Linked DNA regions of Homo sapiens: region 1 is linked to region 2. A link is an interaction called in ENCODE POLR2A ChIA-PET data of the cell type or tissue named here. Cell type or tissue: OCI-LY7. All regions are shown on one strand. Each heading gives the region's core, and the rest is flanking DNA. Links, peaks and the distances in the headings are about the cores only.

Evidence for each region. Peaks named below come from ENCODE experiments on the same cell type or tissue, not always from the same donor. Only the 100,000 strongest peaks of a DNase experiment are listed, where the experiment ranks them.
Region 1: POLR2A ChIA-PET joins it to region 2 with 6 read pairs; 3 of 35 experiments call an interaction of 5 or more read pairs at or near these places.

The regions. Positions count from the first base shown.
Region 1 is chr17:30,490,888-30,495,668 of GRCh38, reverse strand. GOSR1 (golgi SNAP receptor complex member 1) reads right to left here. Exons shown (of 9, transcript NM_001007025.2): 6 at 2,916-2,990. Among named protein-coding and RNA genes, the nearest start is that of GOSR1, 16 kb to the right of the region's middle. In OCI-LY7, for the core only: no CTCF peak of the experiment used is centred there; no DNase peak of the experiment used is centred there.
Region 2 is chr17:30,810,372-30,815,152 of GRCh38, reverse strand. All of the region lies in intron 1 of CRLF3 (cytokine receptor like factor 3), which reads left to right. Among named protein-coding and RNA genes, the nearest start is that of CRLF3, 12 kb to the left of the region's middle. In OCI-LY7, for the core only: no CTCF peak of the experiment used is centred there; a DNase peak (open chromatin) is centred at 4,196; H3K4me3 peaks cover 221 bases; H3K27ac peaks cover 1,870 bases.

The DNA.
Region 1 (4,781 bases), core at 379-4,378, 320 kb after region 2:
AGACAAACTCATGAGACTGCAGAGGCTTGGAAGGAGAAAATGTGTTGGCTGACAGTGAGATGCAGAAGATTGCTAAGGTGACACACCTGTAGATGAGAAGGTGGTGGTCCCAGCCTGGGTAAAAGGTGACTGATCTACACCTGGTGATGACCACTGGCATTAAAGGAATCCAGAAGAGATGAGGCTTTTTCTGCTTGTGTAAGTTATCTCCTTATTCAAGTTTATCTTCACCACTGAAAACCTCTGAAAGTTGTCAACTTCATTAAGGTAAATACAGAAGACGTATTTTATTCAAAATGACAAAATGCTTCTAGAGAAAAAGCATCATATGCCTGGTCAAGTAATGAATGTATGATTCTGGATAAATTATGGCATTTCAATGTTTGAGGTAATATAGTCTGTCTGTCTCTACTCCTTAATTCTCCATCTATAAAGACAGCAAGAATATAATCAGCCATGTCTTTTTTTTTTTTTTTTTTTTGAGCCGGAGTCTCGCTCTGTCACACAGGCTGAAGTGCAGTAGCGTGATCTTGGCTCACTGCAACCTCCGCCTCCCGGGTTCAAGCAATTCTCCTGCCTCAGCCTCCCAAGTAGTTGGGATTACAGGTGCCCACCACCATACCCGGCTAATTTTTGTATTTTTAGTAGAGATGGGTTTTCACCATGTTGGCCAGAAAAAGCCATATATCTTGTATAAAATAAATACAAAGAGAGAAACAATGGGTGACAGAGTGAGACCCTCAAGTCAAAAAAAAAAAAAAGTCTGGGCACATTGCCTCACGCCTGTAATCCCAGCACTTTCAGAGGCTGAGGTGGGTGGATCTCTTGAAGTTAGGAGTTCAAGACCAGCCTGGCCAACAGAGTGAAACCCCATCTCTACTAAAAATACAAAAGTTAGCTGGGTGTAGTGGCAGGTGCCTGTAGTCCCAGCTACCTAGGAGGCTGAGGCAGGAGAACCGCTGGAACCCAGGAGGCAGAGGGCACAGTGAGCTGAGATCACACCGCGACACTCCAGCCTGGGCAACAGAGTGAGACTCTGTCTTAAAGAAAAAAGAAAGAAAAGATTATAAAGGCAGAAATTCTTGGGGTGGGGAGAAGAACTATACAAAATTAACTAGATACTTTTTCAAGAAGAAAAATATCAGGGAGTAGTGAAAAAGAACAATTACATAAAGAAAGAGAAATTATCTAAATAGCAACTAAAAACCCTATGAGAATGTATCAACAGTCCAGCAAAAAACAAGTAGTTACAAGCTTGACACTAATTCAAAGTCAGTATTTTCTTCTGACTGACAGACTCAGGGAAAGAGAAGCCAAAAACGAAAGTTACTTTATCCACCATATAGCAAAAGAAATTTGTCATCCATAACATAAATTGCTAAAACCTAACAGCATTTATTTTTATATAAAAAGAGTATTAAGGAGAGCTGGTAAAAACAATTCATTACAAAGTTGTGTGTGTGTGTGTGTGTGTGTTTAAGTATGGCATTCATTTACAAAAACTGATTTACTCTTTTTCCAGGCAAAAATATGTGCTTTTGGAGCAAGTAAAAAATTACATTAACATTAAAAAACAATATTTATGAAGAAGCAAAAGCTTAAACATAGTTCTAGCCATAAAAGGTCCGACCCTACTGCAAAATATCAAACTTGGAAATTTGCCAATATTATAGAAAAACTTTGCAAATGAGTGTGTTCTTTAATCCTGCAATTCTGATTTAGGAATTTAGAATGAGGAAATCATGACGGATACACACAAAGGCTTTACTGTGTATAATAGTAAAAACAGAACATAACCCAAAAGGCCAACATTAGGGAAATGGTTACATAATTTATGGTTTATCTTTATTATGGAATATATGCACCATTTATTTTAAAAAAACAAAAAATCAAATTATATGGGAAAAAGCTTGCAATCTACTGAAGAGTAAAAAATATTACAGAATTTGTAGTAATGTGTCATTTCAATTTTCTTTTTGTGTTGTTGAACTATCCATACTTTCTAAAATGAGCACTATGAAAGGCATTTAGCTTTTGTTATTTAAAGTTATTTCAAAAAAATCTTGCCACTTCTTCCTCAAAGCACTTGGCAAATGAAATACAAAAACACTGAAAAACTAAAGTTTTTCACATTATTTTGTAAACATATTTTACTGATAATTTTAATGTTATTTTATTACCTAGCAAGTATTTGTAATTACAAAAAAAAATTGATTTAAGAGAAGTATTTAGAAGCTTGTGTTATCATACTGAGGGCAATGACGAAGCCCATCTTTTCAGTCTCTACGACTCATCTAATTCATCAGGAGCTCTTATTCCATTCAGTTTCATCCTGTCTCAGTCTCTCTCTGTAGAGAATTAGCACATGCACTGGCCGGGTGCGGTGGTGGCTCACGCCTGTAATCCCAGCAATTTGGGAGGCCAAGGTGGGTGGATCACGAGGTCAGGAGATGGAGACCATCCTGGCTACATGGCGAAACTCCATCTTTACCAAAAATACAAAAAAATTAGCCAGGCATGGTGGCACACGCCTGTAGTCCCAGCTACTTGGGAGGCTGAGGCAGGAGAATCGCTTGAACCCGGGAGGCAAGCGGCTGCAGTGAGCTGAGATTGAGTCACTGCACTCCAGCCTGGGTGACGGAGCGAGACTCCATCTCAGAGAAAAAAAAAAAAAAATAACAACCATATTAAGGTAACAATTAAGTGATGTGAAATATTCAACAGCATAGGATCTTTCCTAATTATGGTTGGAACAGTTGCAATTCCTTTTCTATTGAAAAGAGTCATTAGGAGAATAAAATGAATTAGCATGGACAAGGCACTCAGTATAATAAACATCATAAAATGTTGGTTACATAAGTAAATGAATTAATAAACGTGGAAAACCACATAATGCACATACATTCAATACCTACTTTCGAAGGTGGTCATGTTCTTTCAAAAATAGCTCAGTTCTTCTGTTGTTTACTCCAGACCCACTTTTATATGACCTGGGACAAAAGAGAAAATTTAAAAACATTTTTGGCAGAGAATACAAAATCAGATTGACTGACCCTAGTGATCTTGAAAGTAGAAAAATTGAGCCTCTCCAGAGTTTTGAATGAACAATGAAAGTACATAATCCTTTGCATTTCCCTCTGAAAAATGTTATCTATTTTAGGTAGATAAATATTAATGCCTCTGCATCTCTAATTTAGGCCCAACAGTTTACTGTTTTTCACCAAAATAACTCAACATTCTGAAACAAACAACCAAAACAATCTTACTTTTCCTTTACCTCCTATCTCTGATATCTTCATTTTTCTCCAAGTAGAAGTAAAACTTAGGACTGATTTAGTACACAGCACACAGGGTGGGAAAGCTGTTGAAATGAAATGTTTTCTTTCACAATAATATATGTGGTCCACCAACTGAAGCCTAAGGAACACTGAAATCAAGCTAAAGATTTGCTCATTTTGGCACACTTAAGGATAACCATTTTGGTCTTCAGTGTATTGAAGTTGACAAAAAAATTACTCTTATCACTACTATCAAAAATTTAATTTTTCTGTTTTCCACTAATAATAAAGTATCAGGAACAATTTTTTTTTTTTGGAGACAGAGTCTTACTTTGTTACCCAGACTGGCATGCAGTGGCACAATGTTGGCTCACTGCAGCCAACATGCTGTTAAAACTGAAATACTGGCTGAAAGGCAGTGCTACAGGAGAAACCACCACCAAGGAAAGCAGAATAATATAACCAAGAACACATTGGACTCAGGAGACTGATGACTTGGATTTAAATCTATACTGAATCATTTCATAGCCACTTCACCTCAGACAAGTGTCTCAATACCTAGTTTTGTAAAATGAGACTGATCATTTCTATCTTAACCAAAAGATTGCTATGAGGCCAAAAAAATATAATACATTAAAAAATACTGTGTAAACTACTACATATACTTTCCTCTAGCACCTAGATTCTAAACTCCTACAGGACCACATTGGTCTTTTCCTTTCTTTTTTTTTTTAGACAGAGTCTTGCTCTGTCACCCAGGCTAGAGTGCAGTGGCACGATCACAGCTCACTGCAACCTCCACATCCCAGGTTAAACCAATTCTCCTGCCTCAGCCTCCCGAGTGGCTGGGATTACAGATGCCTACAACTACGCCCAGCTAATTTTTTTATTTTTAGTAGAGACGGGGTTTCACCATGTTGGCCAGGCTGGTCTTGAACTCCTGGCCCCAAGTGATCCACCTGCCTCAGCCTCCCAAAGTGCTGGGATTACAGGCGGGAGCCACCACGCCTGGCCGGTCTTTTCATTTCTACCTTCTGCTGTGACTAACTCAGAGTTGATACTCAGGAGACAGTTTAATGAATAGATGAACATATCTTTTATGGCCATTTTTCAAAAAGCAAGTTATTACAATGGGTTGCATTCTAGTGATTCCCACAAATTATGGGGGGGCTCAGTGTCTATACATTAAAGACCATCCCCTATATGGGTTCCCAATGCATTCCTCAAAACATATATATAAATGGACTACATGGAAATTAAACAAAAGACTTAAATGTCCTGAAGGACTAAAAATATTACAACAATCTTACTGTTGAAACTGTTACTGTTACAATAAAATAAAGGATCTCTAGGAAAGTGTTTTCGAGAGTACACATAATATACAGTTTACCATAAATGTGTATCATAGTTTATAAAATGTATCACATAATTTATCACAAATGAGATGATGACAGGTATCATTAGATGGCTCCAAATTGGAACATCTTCAGCTTCAATGAGACG
Region 2 (4,781 bases), core at 238-4,237:
GATTGCGCCACTGCATTCCAGCTTGGGCAATAGTGCAAGACTTCATCTCAAAAAAAAAAAAAAAAAAAGAAAGAAAGAAAAAAGAAAGAAAAAAATGTGTGTGAATGTTATAGAGGTATGTTTTTGTGTGTAGATTTTTTTGTTTTTTAAAGACGGAGTTTCGCACTTGTTGCCCAGGCTGGAGTGCAATGGCGCAATATTGGCTCACGGCAACTTCCGCCTCCCGGGGGTTCAAGTGATTCTCCTCCTTCAGCCTTCCGAGTAGCTGGCATTACAAGCATGTGCCACCACACCCGGCTAATTTTGTATTTTTAGTAGAGATGGGGTTTCACCATGTTGGTCAGGCTGGTCTCAAACTCCCGACCTCAGGTGATCCACCTGCCTCGAGCTCCCAAAGTGCTGGGATTACAGGCATGAGCCACCATGCCCGGCAATTTTGTTTTAGTGTAGATTGTAATGTATATAATTTTGATAGAGAACTATTTTTTTTTTTTTTGAGGTGGAGTCTTGCTCTGTCACCCAGGCTGGAGTGCAGTGGCACGATCTCAGCTCAGCGTAACCTCTGCCTCCCGGGTTCAAGCGATTCTCCTGCCTCAGCCTCCTGAGTAGCTGGGATTACAGGCTCCCACCACCACGCTCGGCTAATTTTTTTGTATTTTTAGTAGAGACAGGGTTTCGCCATACTGGCCAGGCTGGTCTCCCAACTCCTGACCTTAGGTGATCCGCCTGCCTCGGCCTCACAAAGTGCTGGAATTACAGGCATGAGACACTGCTCCTGGCCGATAACTATTCTTATTGCTATAAATCTGGTAAAGAATATGACTAATTTGTCATCTAAAAAGCCAAACAAATATAAGACAGCCTTTTATTGTTATTACTATTATTATTATTTTTTCGAGACGGAGTCTTGCTCTGTCACCCAGGCTGGAGTGCAGTGTCTCAGTCTCGGCTCACTGCAACCTCTGCCTCCTGGATTCAAGCAATTCTTCTGTCTCATCCTCCCGAGTATCTGGGATTACAGGCATGCGCCACCAAGGCCAGCTAATTTTAGTATTTTTAATAGAGACGAGGTTTCACTGTGTTGGCCAGGCTGGTTTTGAACTCCTGGCCTCAAGTGATCTGCCCGCCTTAGCCTCCCAAAGTGCTGGGATTACAAGTGAGAGCCACCACACCCAACCCAGCCTTTTTTTATTATTGAGGGCTATCAGTGAGTCACTAATATTTGCAGCTATTTTAGTTGTTCGTATTAGCTGTGAAAGCTTGAGAAACTAAATTTTCCTAATCTTCAGTTTCCTTCTGTGTAAAATGAGGATAAGGGTAGTATCTGCTTTACCTGGCCATTGTGGGAATTAAAATGAGAAACTTATTTAAAATGCTTAGCACTGGGTGTGGGGAGGGGGGAGGGATAGCATTAGGAGATAGATATACCTAATGTTAAATGACGAGTTAATAGGGGCAGCATACCAACATGGCAGATGTATACATATGTAACAAACCTGCACGTTGTGCACATGTACCCTAAAACTTATAGTTATTAAAAAAAAAACGCTTAGCACAGTGCCTAGGACATAGGAGATTCTTAATTAATGTCAGCCATAATAATACTAAATATTATTGTTATTCAAGGTGACATCCCCTGCTCCTCCAACTGACAACTTATTCTTTAAATGTCTCCTACTCTCTTTCCCATCATAATGCTCTTTTATGCTCTGATGGCAGTTTGTGGCTGCCCCAGATATGTAAGAACATAATTCATTTCATTATAGTTACTTTTGCTTGCCATCCCCCTTACCAGAATGAGAGTTTTTGAGGTGAAGACCATGCTTTATTCATCTTTATAACCCTAATTTCTGACACATACTAGGCCTCAATAAATGTTGAATGAATGCCTTTATGAATGTTGTGGGTGTAATTTGGCAGACATTCTTTTTTCGATTGTCTTGGTCTTGATGATGTGCACTCTATTAGTATAGATAATCAAGAATTAAGCGTGTATTTTTTTATATGATTTGTTTACTGCTACGTAATAAAACTGTGCCAAAGCTTAATGACTTAAAAAGCAACCATTTTATTTGCTTACAATTCTGGAAGTTGACTGGGGCTCAGATAGGTAGTTCTCCTGGTTTTGCTTGGCAACACTCTTGTGGTTGCAGTTGTGGCTGGAATGTCTGACAGAGAACATTCATTTATATTTGGAGACTTAGTATTAGCTAGTCTCAGTTGGAACACTGGCATACCTGGGCTTTGGTGCCAGTCTCTCTCCCTGTCTTCCTCCCTTCCTGCCTTTTCACCTTCCTGTCTCTTTCCCCTTGTCCTCTCCAGAAAGATAGACATACTTCTTTCATGGTGGCCTCCAAAAAGCAGATGTTGACAGGTCTTCTGAAGGATGAGGCCTGGAACTGGCACAGGATCAGTTTCACTCTATTGCTGTGCACGTGTGACTGCATTGCTAGTCACAGGCCCAGCCCAGATTCTAGGGGAGAGGACCACACAAGGCCACGAGTAGTTGGAAATGTGAATTCCTGGTTCATTGGGGGCCACTACTGTAACAGATTACCAAATCATATAATATACGTTTTCTGTTTGAAAGTTCTCAATTAAGCACTTTTTTTTCTAAAAAAGTCTTAAGTGTAAGAGAAACAAGGAGAAACATAGCAGTGCTTACAAGTCCATTCTTGAGTCAGACTGAATTCAAAATCTCTGCCACTTCACTAACTTTGTGATATGGCCAGTTTCATCTCTCTGACTCCCATGTTACTCATCTACACAGGTTCTCTTCACAGGGTTATGGTAGAGTTTAAATGAGACCATAGGTACAGATTTACCTGGCATACAGGTACTCAGTAGATAATAGCTGCTGCTGTATTGTTGCTGTTTCCATTATTACTAATGACTGATGTCTTGGTGTCAGTACAAAGACAAATAGCTAATGTAATATACATTTCACAGAAACTGAGAAAAAATATGTTGATTAGCGTTTTCAATTTCAGTTGACTATTTTTTATCTTTGTCTTTATTTTTATTTTTATTTTTATTTTTTTTTTAGACGGAGTCTCGCTCTGTCGCCCAGGCTGGAGTGCACTGGCGCAATCTCAGCTTGCTGCAAGCTCCGCCTCCCCCGCTCACGCCATTCTCCTGCCTCAGCCTCCCGAGTAGCTGGGACTACAAGTGCCCGCCACCAAGCCCAACTAATTTTTTGTATTTTTAGTAGAGACGGGGTTTCACCATGTTAGCCAGGATGGTCTCGATCTCCTGACCTCATGACCCGCCCGCCTCGGCCTCCCAAAGTGCAAGGGTTACAGGCGTGAGCCACCGCACCTGGCCTTTTTTTTTTTTTTTTTTTTTTTTTGAGACAGAGTCTCGTGCTGTCCCCTGGGCTGGAGTGCAGTGGCACGGCCTCGGCTCACTGCAACCTCCACCTCCCAGGTTCAAGCAATTTTCCTGCCTCAGCCTCCTGAGTAGCTGGGATTACAGGTGCCCGCCACCATGACCAGCTAATTTTTTTGTATTTTTAGTAGAGACGGGGTTTCACCATGTTGGCCAGGCTGGTCTTGAACTCCTGACTCCGTGATTCAACTGCCTCAGCCTCCCAAAGTGCTGGGATTACAGGCATGAGCCGCTGTACCCGGCTGTCTTTTATTTTTGATAAATATGTTTTTCTGTTTTTTTTTGTGGTGTTTTTTGTTTGTTTGTTTGTTCGAGACAGAGTATTGCTCTCTCACCTGGGCTGGAGTACAGTGGCGTGATCTCGGCTCACTGCAACCTCCACCTCCTGAGCTCAAATGATTCTCCTGCCTCAGCCTCCGAGTAGCTGGGATTACGGGCAGGCACCACCAAACCCAGCTAATTTTTGTGTTTTTAGCAGCGACAGGGTTTCACCATGTTGCCCAGGCTGGTCTCAAACTCCTGAGCTCAGGCAATCCACCTGCCTCAGCCTCCCAAAATCCTAGGATTACAGGCGTAAGCCACTGTACCTGGCCAGTTTTTAATCAGTATGTTCTTGTTAGCAAATAGTTTTGTGTTTTATATATGTGGTTTTCTTTTTTGTTTGTTTGGTTATTTTTGAGGCAGGGTCTCACTTTGTCACCCAGGCTGGAGGGCAGTGGTGCAAAAACCACCCACTGAAGCCTCAACCTCTCAGGCTCAAGTGTTCCTGTCACTTTAGCCTCCCAAGCAGCTGGGACTACAAGCCATGCCACCACACACAGCTGATTTTTTGTATTTTTTACTAGAGACAGAGTTTTGCCATGTTGCCCAGGCTGGTCTTGAACTCCTGGACACAAGTGATCCGTCCTTCAAAAGTGCCGGGATTATAGGCATGAGCCACCGCACCTGGCCTCTACATATGTCTTTTTAGTAACTAAACTCTGGAGGAAAATATATCAGTCACTGTTGTTTTGGAGGGTTGTGAAGGAAATACTCCCTAAGCTTTTGGGTGGCTTAGTATTGAAATACAAACTTGATGAATTTTTGGCATTTTGTGAGCTCTTAATCATGTTAAAATTTTAAAACAGTTGCTTTGGGGTTATATTCAGCTGTAGTGGAAACTTTGTAAGTTTTGTTTTTTATTATTTATTTATTATTTTTTTTTGAGGTGGAGTCTTGCTCTATTGCCCAGGCTGGAGTGCGATGGCACTATCTTAGCTCACTGCAACCTCCGCTTCCCGGGTTCAAGTGATTCTCCTGCCTCAGCCCAGTAGCTGGGACTACAGGCGTGCACCACTACGCTTGGGTAATTTTTGCATTTTTAGTAGAGACGGGGTTTCACCATGTTGGCCAGG